Regions from separate parts of the Homo sapiens genome. Here region 1 is linked to region 2. The links are chromatin contacts, found by Hi-C or POLR2A ChIA-PET in ENCODE. All regions are on one chromosome and are shown on one strand. The core of a region is the stretch at or near the end of the contact, and the rest is flanking DNA. Distances in the headings are between cores, read along the strand shown.

Region 1 (7,397 bases), core at 1,570-4,069, 65 kb after region 2:
TATATTTATTTTGTATATATATTTTTGTGTATATACATATCTATATATATAATTTGTATTTATAGAGATGGGGTCTCACTATGTTGCCCAGGCAGAGGTTTGAGTTTTTGTTGAGGGCTCTGGGAGTCACAGAAGATAGCTCTATTTGTGGGTCATTCACTTTTTGCCCAGCCCTGTGTTGCTTTACATGCACTTGCTCATTAAATCCTCCCAAGATCAGGGGGATCAGACTGAGGTGGGTGGAGTCGACTTGAACTTTGCTTAGGGTTCTAAGAGGTAAAGACTAGGGGATCTGGGGACAGGGAAATCCCAGATAGAGTTAACCTTTTTTTTTTTTTTTTTTTTTTTTTGATACAGTCTCGCTCTGTCGCCCAGGCTGGAGCGCAGTGGTGCAATCTCAGCTCACTGCCTTCTGTCTCCTGGGTTCAAGTGATTCTCCTGCCTCAGCCTCCCAAGTAGCTGGGATTACAGGCGTGCACCACCACATTGGGATAATTTTTGTATTTTTAGTAGAGACAGGGTTTCACCATGATGGCCAGGCTGGTCTTGAACTCCTGAGCTCAGGTGATCTGCCTGCCTCGGCCTCCCAAAGTGCTGGGATTACAGGTGTGAGCCACCTCATCAGGCTGAGTTTATTGAGTTATCCCCGTGTGCCAGTCAGAGCTCTAGTTCTTCCTACCTGTATAAACTCGCTTACTGCTCACATCAACCATCTAATGGAAGTGCTGTTTTCATGTTGTTTCCTGCCCTTTGTCTCTACCTGCCAGATCACTCCCATGAAGGAAGGGACTTTGTTTATTTATTCATTGCTGTATCCCTGGAAACTGGGACTGCAGGTGGTTATGAAGTACCTATTTGTTAAATGAGTGAACATTTCCTGTAGGCAATTACACCCAACTTCCAAATGGAGAAACAGGCTCAGAGATAAGCCCCTGCACCCTCACTCCTCAACTCAACTGCCTGTTTCTAGCACTTTCCATGACGATCCCCTCTGCACGGAGAGGGTTCATGGGGAGTGACTATTGTTCTGTAATGAATGACCAGGCTGTGCCAGGTCCGGCAGTAGGCCTTTTCCTTTTCCTTTTTTTTTTTTTTTTGAGATGGAGTTGAGTTTTGCTCTTGTCGCCCAAACAGGAGTGCAATGGCGTGATCTTGGCTCACTGCAACCTGTACCTCCTGGGTTCAAGTGATTCTCCTGCCTCAGCCTCCCGAAGAGCTGGGACTACAGGCATGCGCCACCACGCCTGGCTAATTTTCATATTTTTAGTAGCGACGGGGTTTTGCCATGTTGTCCAGGCTGGTCTCGAACTCCTGACTTCAGGTGATCCACCCACCCTGGCCTCCCAAAGTGCTGGGATTTCAGGTGTGACCCACTGTGCCTGGCCAGGCCTTTTCCTTTCTTTCTTTTTTCGAGACAGTGTCTTACTCTGTTGTCCAGGCTGGGGTGGCAGTGGCACAATCACGGCTCACTGCAGCCCCAAACTCCTGGGCTAAAGTGATCCTTCCACCTCAGCCTCCCCAGTAACTGGGAGTACAGGTACATGCCACCACACGGACTAATTTTAAAAGTTTTTGTAGAGATGGGGTCTTGCTATGTTGCCCCAGCTGGTCTCAGACTCTTGGGCTCAAGCAGTCCTCCTGCCTCGGCCTCCCAAAGCATTGGGATTACAGGTATGTGCCACCGTGCCCAGCCGCAGCAGGCCTTTTGTTTTTTTAGAGAGGGTCTTGCTTGGTGGCCTAAGCTGGAGTGCAGTGGTGCAATCACGGCTCACAGCAGCTTCCAAACTCCTGCGCTCAAGCGAGCCTCCTGCCTAAGCCTCTCAAGTAGCCTGGGACTGTAGGCACACACCACCACGCCCGGCTGATTTATTATCTATTTATTTATTTGAGGTGGAGCCTCGCTCTGTCACCCAGGCTGGAGTGCATTGGCCTGATCTTGGCTCACTGCAACCTCCGCCTCCCAGGTTCAAGTAATTCTCCTGCCTCAGCCTTCCGAGTAGCTGGGACTACAGGCACGCGCCACCACGCCCATCTAATTTTTGTATTTTTAATAGAGACGGGGTTCCTCCATGTTGGCCAGGCTGGTCTTGAACTCCTGACCTCAAGTGATCCGCCCGCCTCGGCCTTCCAAAGTGTTGGGATTACAGGCGTGAGCCAACGCACCCAGCCACTAATGTATTATTATTATTATTCTGTAGAGACGCAGTCTGGCTATGTTGCCCAGGCTGGTCTTGAATTCCTGCCTCTGCCTCCCAAAGCGCTGGGGTTACAGGCGTGAGCCACCGCGCCCTGCGGCTGCAGGTCTTTATAAGGCAACTGTGGGCCCTGGACCGCTCCCTGAAAACCTCCCCCTCAACTCCCTGTCTCCTCCCTCACCTGGTCTACCCCGAATCCTTCCCCTCTCGCCCCCTCGCCCTCTCCAGGGGAGGTGAGGGACTCAAGAATCGCGCCCTGCTTCTGTCCCCACCGCGCCGTCCCCAAGCCCACGCAGTGAAAAGACCACCCTTGAGGCTGATTCCGGGTCCAGCTGGGAGCGGCCAGCCGTAAATCACCGCCCCCGTGGGCCGTACCATTCTGGCCGGGGGGACCTGGGAGGGGACGCGCGGAGGGCTTCCCCCGGGGACTGCCTGTATCGAGACTCTCTCCAGCCCAACAGGAGGATGGGAAGGAGACTTGTGTGGGGGCCTCGGGCTGGCGGGTCGCGGGTTCCTTATCCTCCGCCTTGGCGCCTCTCCGCCCACCGCCCACCGCCCCTCCCTGGCATTGGTTGGCGCCAGGGGAAGCCGAGGCTCCATCCTTTCTGCGCAGGTTCCCGCCGCACTCGCGCAGACCTAGCGCGTCCAGGTGGGAGGTTAGTGTGGCCCGGGCGTCCGCTCCTCAGCGGATGTGGCAGCCCCGAGCCATGGCTCTCGCCGTCCGAGTCGTTTATTGGTAAGCCCAGCGGCCAGCGGCCCCCGTCCCCGACCCCCGCCGGGACCCGATTCTCGGAGCCGGGGTCAGGGAGCCCCGGGGAGAGGACCCATGGGAGCCCTTGTATGGGAAAAGGGAGCCCCTGTATGTGGGTGGGGTGGGCGTACGGAGGGGCGAAAAACAGAGGGCGGTCGTCCCTAGGCCCCGTCTTCGACTTGTGACACGCTGGGCATCTCGGGTTATAAAAGGTGGGGCTGAGACGAGTGTGTGTCAATTTCGAACCCCCGACTCCGGGGCTCCGCTGGGGAAGGGGCTGGGGGTCAGCTTTGTAAAGGGACCTAAGGCTCCTCCACCCTAAGGCTTCCCCTCCCCCAATATCCCGAACAGTCGCGGGGTGGGGACAGTGAGAGCCCAGAAGGTTCGAGAATGTCTCAGCCTGTGTTTCAGAAGCACTTGAATTGTTGGCCTCTGCCCAGTGGGTTCCCTTGGCCACGAACCCCACTCCTTTTCTGGCCTCAGTTTTCCGTCTGTGGCAAGAGGGAGGCTCTGTGTCAATACCGAACACGCTTAATTTCTGCAAGTCTCAGGAAGGGTATAATAGGATAGGATATAAATTACGTTCTCTCCACTCCCCAGCACCTAATACTGTGTGGCATGCTGTAGGTATTTAATAAATACGTGTTCAATGAATTTATCCTCCCAGGAATCCCTTAAGAGAGGGGAATTTTAGGCCAGGTGCCGTTGATCACGCCTGTAATCCAAACACTGGGAGGCTGAGGCGGGTGGATCGCTTGAGCCCAAGAGTTCGAGACCAGCCTGGGCAACCCAGGGAGACCCCCCCCTCGTCTCTACAGAAACTTAAAAAGTTAGCCGGGCATGGTGGCGCACTCCTGTAGTCGCAGCTGCTTGGGAGGCTGAGGCAGGAGGATCACTGGAGCCCGGAAGGCGGAAGTTGCAGTGAGCTGAAATCGTGCCACTGCACTCCATCCTGGACAGCAGAGCGAGACTCTGTCTCAAAAAAAAAAAGTAAATTAAAGAGAGGAATTTTAGTTCTATGTTACAGGTGAGAAAACTGAGGCTGGGACTGGGGTGGGGGCAGGTCAGTAGCTTCAAGTCTGGACTGCAGGTGACAGGGGTAACTGGAACCTGGGTTTGTCGGCAGCTTTCCAACGTCTCTGCCTGCTCGACAAAGCAGAGGCAAGAGTGACATTTTGAGACGCCTACCAGGCCTGTACACCAGATTCCAGTCCCGAAATAGCCTGCTGTGGGGGTTGGGTGAGCCTGTATTTCACCCTGGGGACTGGGAAGGTGTTCAGAATCTAGGAGCTGCGGGGCCGGGTGCGGTGGCTCCTGCCTGTAATCTCAGCACTTTGGGAGGCTGGGGCGGGCCGATCCCCTGAGGTTAGGAGTTCGAGACCAGCCTGGCCAACATGGTGAAAATACAAAAATTAGCTGGGCGTGGTGTAAGAATCCAGGAGCCGCAGGGTTTTCCTTGGAGTGCTGCGAGGGCTGTGGGTGAGGGTGGTGGGCACAGGGAGTGGGTGGGGACCTTACGTGTGCTGTTCTTCTCCTAATCCAGTTCTCCTGGTTTTCCCCCGTCCCCGTCTCTCGTATTTGTGGTCTCCTTGTCTCCTCTCTCCCCTTTTTCCCCTCCCCCTTCTCTGTCTCTTGCTTGGTGTTGGTTTTCTGTGTGTCTCTGTGTGTCCCCGCGCCACCCCCTGTGCTGTGTCCCAAAACTCTGCCTGGCTGGTGCCTGTCTTCTCTCTTGAGGGCATCTGTCACCTCTTCTGCTTGGTCATCTGTGTTCCTCTTTATTTCTTCCTGGCCCCATCTTGCTCTCTCCCCACACCGCCTGTGTCTACCCTCCTCTCCCCGATCCCCCACTTCTCCCTCTCTCCCCTGGGCCCCAATGTCTTGGACTCTCCTACCAGTGGCGCTTGAGGCTACAAGTCCAAGGTAAGCAGAGTGGATGCCCGGGGGGCATTCCTGGGAGCTGGGGAGGGGTAGAGTGCATATTGGGAGGGGGCTGACTGGTATGACCCCTGCTGTGACCTCTCACCGCGTTTTCAGTATCTTCAGCTCAAGAAGAAGTTAGAAGATGAGTTCCCCGGCCGCCTGGACATCGTGAGTCTTGGGATGGGGAGAAAGACTTGAGCACAGCCACTGTGTCGGTCCGTTAGGCCTGGATGGCACTGCAGGGGGGTTAGGTCAGCCCTACGCCCTTCACCCATGTTCTCATCCCCCTGGGAAGGGGAGGGTCTCCCCAAGAGGACATCTTAGCCCCTCCAACATCTCCCCTACCCCCTTTCCTCAGTGCGGCGAGGGAACTCCCCAGGCCACCGGGTTCTTTGAAGTGATGGTAGCCGGGAAGTTGATTCACTCTAAGAAGGTATGTCTGTCTGTCCGTCCTGCCTGGTTTTGGGGCTAGCATGGGGTTGGGGCTGAGGTTGGTGTCTCGGTCCCAGCTCACCCCTTCCCTCTTCCTCCCCTCCCTAGAAAGGCGATGGCTACGTGGACACAGAAAGCAAGTTTCTGAAGTTGGTGGCCGCCATCAAAGCCGCCTTGGCTCAGGGCTAATGCGCCCTGAAGGCAGAGGTGAGGGGGCCCACTAGACAGGGACACCACCCTTTGGATCTTCTCCCTGCCCCATGCTCTGACTCCTTGGCCCAGGGTGGAGAGCCTGGGAGATGGGGGGGACATCACGTGTGTCCCCAGAGCGAGCGGGATAAAGTTAGACCCGGTTGGTGGAGGACAACAACTGAGATGGGGTCAGAGGTGTGCAGGGTGACAGCTGAGATGGTGATGGGTCAGAGATATGCAGGATGACAGCTGAGATGGGGTCAAAGGTATGCAGGATGACAGCTGAGATGGTGATGGGTCAGAGGTGTGCAGGATGACAGCTGAGATGGTGATGGGTCAAAGGTATGCAGGATGACGGCTGAGATGGTGATGGGTCAGAGGTGTGCAGGATGACGGCTGAGATGCTGATGAGTCAGAGGTGTGCAGGATGATGGCTGAGATGGTGATGGGTCAGAGGTGTGCAGGATGACGGCTGAGATGGTGATGGGTCAGAGATGTGCAGGATGACAGCTGAGATGGGGTCAGAGGTGTGCAGGATGACAGCTGAGATAGGGTCAGAGGTATGCAGGATGACAGCTGAGATGGGGTATGCAAGATGACAGCTGAGTTGGTGGTGGGGTCAGAGGGCTGCCCTAAAACAGCTCTCCTGGTTTGGGAATGAAAAGTGCTAGCAACCCAACGGTTCAGAATCCGGAACTCTAGGTCTTTGTCCCATTGCCAAGAAACAGTTCCCAACCCAGCAGGTCATGTGACAGCGTCCGGCCAAGTTCCCAGCATGTTTTGAGACAGAATTTCCTTGCTCCACAATTTCGAGTAGGTCACTAATTATCACCGGGCTCTGAACCTGAGAATTAGTTCTAGGAATATTCCAGACCTGATCCAGCTCCAGAAACTTACCCACTTTGGAACTGAACATGAGTCCAAGAATGCTCTAGAAACAAATGCTAACTCTAGAATGGATTGTCTGCTCCAAAAAAACCCTAGAGCTGACTCCCAGTTCTCCCCATAGAGCCGAGAATGAAATACACCACCAGCTCCCAACACACTGTAAACCTGAGCCCCCCTTCCCAACCCAGCAATTGAAAAATGTGAACCAGCTCCTAAGCACTAGAATTGACCACTAGTTCCTGGAGTTGGCTACTGGTTCCTTATCACTGTTTTTCTTTCTTTCTTTCTTTTTTTTTTGAGATGGAGTCTTGCTCTGTCTCCCGGGCTGGAGTGCAGTGGCGCGATCTCGGCTCACTGCAGCCTCTGCCTCCCGAGTTCAAGCAATTCTCCTGTGTCAGCCTCCCAAGTAGCTGGGATTACAGGCACATGCCACTATGCCCGGCTAATTTTTGTATTTTTAGTAGGTCTGATCCTGTTGGCCAGGCTGGTCTTCAGGTGATCCACCTGCCTTGGCCTTCCAAAGTGTTGGGATTACAGGCGTGAGCCACCGTGCTTGGCCTCCTTAAGCACTCTGAACCAAGTATTGTTTCCAGCCTAATACATTGTGGAACAAGTGGCAATTTCTATATGAACCTCAGGAACAAAGAACTACTTTCCAGCACCTTCTGAGTCTGATTTTCCAGTTTGTAAGCCAGTATGGTCCAGATAAGCGTGAAACCCAACCCATTCTAGAACAGTTACTAGCCCTTTTTCTGGTCTCTGGCACTGCAGGGCCTGGAGCATAGTTTATTTTTTGAGGTGGAGTCTCGCTCTGTCGCCCAGGCTGGAGTACAGTAGTGTGATCTCGGCTCACTGCAACATCTGCCTCCTGGGTTCAAGGGATTCTTGTGTCTCAGCCTCGTGAGTAGCTGGAATTACAGATGTCTGCCACCATGCTGGGCAAATTTTTTTTTTTTTTTCTAAGACGGAGTCTCTGTCGCCCAGGCTGGAGTGCAGTGGCGTGATCTCGGCTCACTGCA
Region 2 (6,974 bases), core at 1,490-3,989:
TAATAACAGGACTTGCCCTCCTGGGGGAAGGGAGATGATTTAGGTGATGCTTTTGGAACAGGGCCTGTCTCCTAGCAGTAACAACATTAACGTAAGTTATCATTAAGCTCCAGACCTTTTATATATTATATATATAATAGTAATATTATAGTAACATGTTATTGGCTGGGCCTGCTGGTGCATGCCTGTAATCCCAGCTACTCGAGAGGCTGAGGCACGAGAATCGCTTGAGCCCGGGAGGCAGAGGTTGCAGTGAGCCAAGATCGCGCCACTGCACTCCAGCCTGGGTGACAGAGCAAGAGTCTACCTCCAAAAAAAATAGAAAAAATAAATAAAATGTTATAATTATAATAATATAATATATAATATCAGTTTTATTGAGATATAATTCAGAAGCCATGCAATTCACCCATTTAAAGCATACAATTCAGTTGGGCATGGTGGCTCATGCCTATAATCCCAGCACTTTGGGAAGCTGAGGTGGGTAAATCACTTGACGTCAGAAGTTCGAGACCAGCCAGGCCAACATGGTGAAACCCCTTGTCTGCTAAAAACACAAAATTAGGCCGGGCGCAGTGGCTCATGCCTATAATCCCAGCACTTTGGGAGGCCGAGGCGGGCAGATCACGAGGTCAGGAGATCGAGACCATCTTGGCTAACATGGTGAAACCCTGTCTGTACTAAAAATACAAAAAATTAGCCGGGAATGGTGGTGGGCGCCGTAATCCCAGCTACTCGGGAGGCTGGGGCAGGAGAATGGCGTGAACCCGGGAGGCGGAGCTTGCAGTGAGCCGAGATCGTGCCACTGCACTCCAGCCTGTGCGACAGAGCGAGACTCTGACTCAAAAAAACAAAACAAAACAAAATTAGCCAAGTGTGGTGGCATGCACCTGTAATCCCAGCTACTGGGGAGATTGAGGGAGGAGAATAGTTTGAACCCAGGAGGCGGAGGTTGCAGTGAGCTGAGATCGTGCCACTGCACTCCAGCCTGGGCGATAGAGTAAGACTGTCTCAAAAACAAAAACAAAAACCAAAACCCCAAAACTCCTGTTTCTTGGAGATATGATGAGGGTTCGATGAGCTAATACATGCATGCAAAGAGCTCAGAGCGGTGCCTGCACATAGGAATGGCTCAGTCAACATTAGGGATTGTTTCTACAAATGTTTACTGAGCCCCTGCAGGGAGTTGGGCATTGTGCAAAGCCCTCACGGGGCTCATGTTCTCAGGGCAAAGACAGTCCCTTAGGCAGAGAAATGTGGAATATGCAGAGTGGTTGGGAGGGCTGTGGAGAAAAATAGGGCAGTGATAAGAGGTAGAGAGTGGGTTCTACCTTAGCCAGGGTGATCCTGGAGGACTTCTCTGAGGAGGTGACATTTGAGCAGGGACCTGAAGGAGGGGAGAGAGTGAGGCATTCAGATCCCTATGGGGAAAGTACTCCATGGAGAGGAGTCAGCAAGTGCAAAGGCCATGAACTTGGAGGGTTGGGGGTGTGTCTGAGGAATGGTGAGGAGGCCACGGCGGTTGGAGCCGCCTGAGGAAGGGGGACAGGGGAGATGTAGGTGGATCATGCTAGGCTTTGTGGGCCTTGGTGTGGACTTCGGCTTTTACTCTGAGAGAGAGGAGAGCCAGGGAGGGTTGTCAGCTGAGAAGTTTCATCAACTCCCTTAAGTTTTAATATTAATATTATATTTACTTATTTATTTGCGATGGATTCTCACTCTGTCACCCAGGCTGGAGTGCAGTGGCGTGATCTTGGCTCACTGCAACCTCTGCCTCCTGGGTTCCAGTGATTCTGGAACTTGGGAGCCTCAGCCTCCCAAGTAGCTAGGACTACAGGTGCGTGCCTGCATCCAGCTAATTTTTGTTTATTTATTTATTTTTGAGATGGAGTCTTGCTCTGTCCCCAGGCTGGAGTGCAGTGGCGCAATCACTGCAAGCTCCACCTCCCCTGTGTTTAAGTGATTCTCCTGCCTCAGCTTCCCAAATAGCTGGGACTACAGGCGCCCGCCACCACGCCCAGCTAATTTTTTTGTATTTTTAGTAGAGATGGGTTTGCACCATGTTGGCCAGGCTGGTCTTGAACTCCTGACCTCAAGTGATCCACCCGCCTCGGCCTCCCAAAGTGCTGGGATTACAGGCGTGAGCCACCGCGCCCCGTCCTATTATTTTTTTTAGAGGTGAGGTCTCGCTCTGTCACCCAGGCTGGAGTGCAGTGGCACAATCATAGCTCACTGCAGCCTTGACCTCCTGGGTTCAAGCTATCCTCCCACCTCAGCTTTCCAAGTTGCTGGGATCACAGGTGTGCACCCCTGTGCCTGGCTAAATTATTTTATTATTTATTATTATTTTTAATAGACATGGGGTCTCGCTATATTGTCCAGGCTGGTCTTGGACTCCTGGCCTCAAGCAATCTTCCCACCCTGGCCTTCCAAAGTGTTAGGGTTACAGGCGTGAGCCAGGGCGCCCGACCTGTTATTGTTACTATTATTGCTGCTGCTGTTGTGATTCCCGTGTTAAGAAGAGAGACAGACTGGGGAGCAGCCCAACGCTGGAGGTGGAGGCGGAATTCGAACCCCAGGCTGGACGCTGGAGCTCTCGCCCGCCGTGCTAAGGCGTCTTCCCCACTCCCCACAAGGGGGCGCCAGAGGCCGGGCGCCCGGTTTTGAGGGGGGCGCCTCGTCCCGCCCCTCCCTCCTGTCCTCCCTCCCGTCCTCCCCGCTCCGGGCCCCACCCGGCTCAGACGGCTCCGGACGGGACCGCGAGCACAGGCCGCTCCGCGGGCGCTTCGGATCCTCGCGGGACCCCACCCTCTCCCAGCCTGCCCAGCCCGCTGCAGCCGCCAGCGCGCCCCGTCGGTGAGTGCTCCCAGCACCGCAGCTGTCGCCTCCCGACCCCCGCCCAAGCCTGCCCTGGTTCCTCATGCCTGACCCCTGCTCCCTGCCACCCTGTCCCCAGTCTGTAACGGTCTCCCCAGGTGTCCCCCAGTCTTCACCAGTCCCCCCAGTCTGTAACCATGTCCCCCACTCTTCCCACTCCTCCCACTCTTCCTCCCACTCTTCCTCCAGTCTTTCGCAGCCTCTCACACTCCCCCAGTCTCCTCCATCCTCCCCCAACACCCCTCCCTATCCCCTGGGCTAGAAGAGATCCTCTCTGCAGGGTCTCCCTCCACGCCCTCATCCATATCAGCTAACTTGGTCCCTCCAGCCACTCAAGAGCCCCTCTCCTGCCTCACCAGCTCCATCGGCCACCGCTGATAGCATTCTCCCCAGCTCTCTCTCAGGGCCCTCCCTGCCTGGGACACCGCCCAGAGCCCTCTCCCTCTGCCCACATCCCAGATCCTGCCTCTCTTTTCCATTCTTGCCACTCCTTTACGAACTCCTTTTGCTTTTATCTCCCCTACTCCCTGGCCACCCCTTTTAAGTCTCATGATTTTATGGATTTTAGCATATTTGATTTGCAGTTATTTTGATGCTCAAATTGCCCCATGTTTGGCCACTGGGCACCCCTGCAAGCTGGGTCCTCTGTCCCTGTAACATGCCCTATCGGCCTTTGAGCACTTCCTCACCTTCTGACCCAGGCTCACTTGTTCTTCCCTGCCCCCGCCCTGGAATCCACCATTTCTCTAAGGAGTCCCAGGTTCTTTTAGTGGGGAATGGTATTTAGAGACTCCCATCTCACCAAAAGTTGATTCTTTGAAAAGATCAGTAAAATCATAAGCATCAACGGGGAGCAATCGTTTTTGTTTTTCTTTTTTAAAAAAAGCAAATACCCACACCTGTGGCTGATATCGGGAATGAAAGAGGGGACATCACTACAGATCCTACGGTGAATAAAAGGCTAGTAAGGGAAGATAGAGAACACAGTCTGGGTGCTGGAGGTGCTCATTGCTCCTGGGTTGGTCATGGCTAACCTCCCTAACTCAGATCTTTAGACCTATAATAGGATTGCAACCTCTGAGGTCAGGCTGCCTGTGTTTGAGTCCCAGCTTGAGCATTTTCCAGCTAAGTGATCTTGGGTAATTTATTGCTGTCTTCCTGAGCCTCCTTTGCCTTGTTAAAAAAGCAGAGATGAGCCGGCATGGTGGCACACACCTGTAATCCCAACAATTTGGGAGGCTGAGGTGGGTGGATCACCTGAGCTCAGGAGTTCGAGACCACCCAGGGCAACATGGTGAAACCCATCTCTACTAAAAATACAAAAAAAAATTAACTGGGTGTGGTGGTGCATGCCTCTAGTCCCAACTACTTGGGAGGCTGAGGCAGGAGAATCCCTTGAGCCCCAGAGGTGAAGGCTGCAGTGAGCTGAGATTGTATCACTGCACTCCAGCTTGGGCTACAGAGTGAGACTCCATCTCCAAATAAATAAATAAATAAATAAATAAATAAATAAATAAATAAAAAGAAAGAAAAGCAAAGCAAAGCAGGGATGATAATAGACCTACTTTACAGGGTTATAAATGTTAAGTGAGTTAGTACAGTACCTGGCATGCAGTGATCATAAATGTTGCATTATTTTTCTTGTTAACACCCAACAGCCCTCATGACCTGGGTGCACCCAGGCAACCTTCTCAGCTCCATTTCTCACCCCTCCTCTTTGTGCCCCTGTGTCTGGCCACCTACCCAGATGTTTCATGGCTCCCAGTACACCAGGACCTTTCACATCCCCAGACCTTTGCACGCACCGTCCTCTCTGCCTAAATCCCCTTGTCTTGCCTGCTCTTCATGGAGCAGCTCAAAAGTCAACCCTGCCCTGAGTCTTACTGGTGCTGTGGTCTGTTTCTCATGCCCTCCTCTGGATGTCTGGCATGTGTCTGGGTCCTTACTGGGGGCCCTGGGTGGGTAGGGGATGATCTCTGGCTCATTTCTGGGTCCACAGTGCCTGAAGCATGGAGTGAGTGATTTCAGTGAAAAGGTGTCAAATGATGGAAGGGAGAAGGGAGGAAGAAATGAATGAAGCGATTAAGGAATCCGTTTCTTCCAGGCAGCTTCTGCATCCTTCGCCTTGTCCATCTCTTGGTCTTCCACTACCACCATCAATCCCCCTTCTTCAACCATGTCACCATTAATCTTTCTCCTCCTTCAGCTGGTTCGCTACGATCTCCCTATTTTTTTTGAAATGGAGTGTCGCTCTGTCAAGTGCAGTGGCGGGATCTCGGCTCACTGCAACCTCTGCCTCCTGGGTTCAAGTGATTCTCCTGTCTCAGCCTCCCAAGTAGCTGGGACTACAGGTGGCCACCACCAGGCCTGGCTAATTTTTTGTATGTTTAGTAGAGACAGGATTGCACCATATTGGTCAGGCTGGTCTCAAACTCCTGACCTCAGGTGGTCCACCTGCCTCAGCCTCCCGAAGTGCTGGGATTACAGGCATGAGCCACTGTGCCTGGCCTTTTTTTTTTTTTTTTTTTTTGAGATGGGGTCTTACTCTGTAGCCCAGGCTGGAGTGCAGCGGCATGATCATAGCTCACTGCAGCCTGCAGCCTTGAACTCCTGAGCTCAAGCAATCCTCCTGCCTCAGCCTCCCAAAGTGCTAGGACTACAGGCATGCACCACCATGCCCAGCTAATTATTTTTTTTGTAGAGATGGGGGTCTCACTATTTTACCCAGGCTGGTCTTCAACTACTGACCTCAAGCAATCCTCCTACCTCAGCCTCCCAAAATACTAGGATTACAGGTGTGAGCCATCGCGCCTGGCCCAATTCCATTCTTCCTCCTGCCACCTGCCATCCATGCTCTGTGACCACATATTTGTGACCACAAATATCTGTGCTCCTCCTCCTCCTCCACCCATCCTGTCACCCAGACAGTCTACACTCAGACCCCTTTCTTCCTCCTTGGCTGGGCCGCCTATGCTCATGCCCTCTCCCCCTCCCACAGGCAGCTCTCCATCTGCACGTCTCTCCGTGAACCCCGTGAGCGGTGTGCAGCCACCATGTTCAGCTGGCTGAAGCGGGGCGGGGCACGGGGCCAGCAGCCCGAGGCCATCCGCACGGTGACCTCGGCCCTCAAGGAGCTGTACCGCACGAAGCTGCTGCCGCTGGAGGAGCACTACCGCTTTGGGGCCTTCCACTCGCCGGCCCTGGAGGACGCAGACTTCGACGGCAAGCCCATGGTGCTGGTGGCCGGCCAGTACAGCACGGGCAAGACCAGCTTCATCCAGTACCTGCTGGAGCAGGAGGTGCCCGGCTCCCGCGTGGGGCCTGAGCCCACCACCGACTGCTTTGTGGCCGTCATGCACGGGGACACTGAGGGCACCGTGCCCGGCAACGCCCTCGTCGTGGACCCGGACAAGCCCTTCCGCAAACTCAACCCTTTCGGAAACACCTTCCTCAACAGGTGTGCCAGCCGCGAGCCCAGGGCGCATCTTTCTTTTTCTTTTTGTTAAGACAGAGTTTCCGCTCTTTTCGCCCAGGCTGGAGTGCAGTGGTGCGATCTCAGCTCATGGCAACCTCCACCTCCTGGGTTCAAGCAATTCTCCTGCCTCAGCCACCTGAGTAGCTGGGATTACAGACACCCACCACCACGCCAAGCGAGTTTTTGTATTATTAGGTACAGTTGGGGTTTCACCATGTTGGCCTGGCTGGTCTTGAACTCCTGGCCTCAAGTGATCCACCTGCCTCAGCCTCCCAAAGTGTTGGGATTACACGAGTGAGCCACTGCGCCCGGCCCTGGGGGCACGTCTTTCTGTCCCAGGGGTGCATCTTGCTGTCCCCCTTCTCTGTCCCCTCCCTGACTGTGTTTCCCTCCTTCTCAGCCCCAATTCCCTTCTCTCTACCCAGTTCTTCCCATGCCTGTCTCTGCTCTCTTATCCAGGGGAGCACCTAGGCTAGTGAAGTCAGTATGCCTGGTTCAAATCCCGGCCAGCTGGGTGGCCTCAGGCAAATGACTTGACCTCTCTGCCCTTCTTGTAGCCTCATCTGCAAAAATGTGGATCAATCACCTTGGGCCAGGCCCGGTGGCTCACACCTGTAATCCC

Evidence for each region. A loop is a pair of places that touch in the nucleus more often than their neighbours do. ChIA-PET counts read pairs that join two places held with the same protein, here RNA polymerase II (POLR2A). Pooled maps may share reads with other maps.
Region 1: a loop to region 2 is called in a map of ovary, with 5 times the contacts of the local background. The contact joins the promoter of SELENOW here to the promoter of EHD2 in region 2. A Hi-C loop is called at or near these places in 64 of 168 maps with a recorded cell type or tissue (A673, CD14-positive monocyte, CD4-positive, alpha-beta T cell and 40 more), 27 of 37 single-sample maps with no recorded cell type and 46 of 50 pooled maps. POLR2A ChIA-PET finds 5 or more read pairs at or near these places in 14 of 52 experiments (A549, BJ, H1 and 9 more).

What each region holds. Positions count from the first base shown.
Region 1 is chr19:47,775,884-47,783,280 of GRCh38, forward strand. SELENOW (selenoprotein W) reads left to right here and starts at 2,820. Exons shown (of 6, transcript NM_003009.4): 1 at 2,820-2,931; 2 at 4,842-4,866; 3 at 4,981-5,034; 4 at 5,225-5,299; 5 at 5,407-5,505. The coding sequence starts at 2,903. The coding sequence ends at 5,487. RefSeq lists silencers at 2,708-2,967, 2,978-3,117 and an enhancer at 5,185-5,770.
Region 2 is chr19:47,710,683-47,717,656 of GRCh38, forward strand. It overlaps EHD2 (EH domain containing 2), which reads left to right and starts at 2,740. Exons shown (of 6, transcript NM_014601.4): 1 at 2,740-2,856; 2 at 5,876-6,334. The coding sequence starts at 5,931. RefSeq lists a silencer at 2,617-2,716.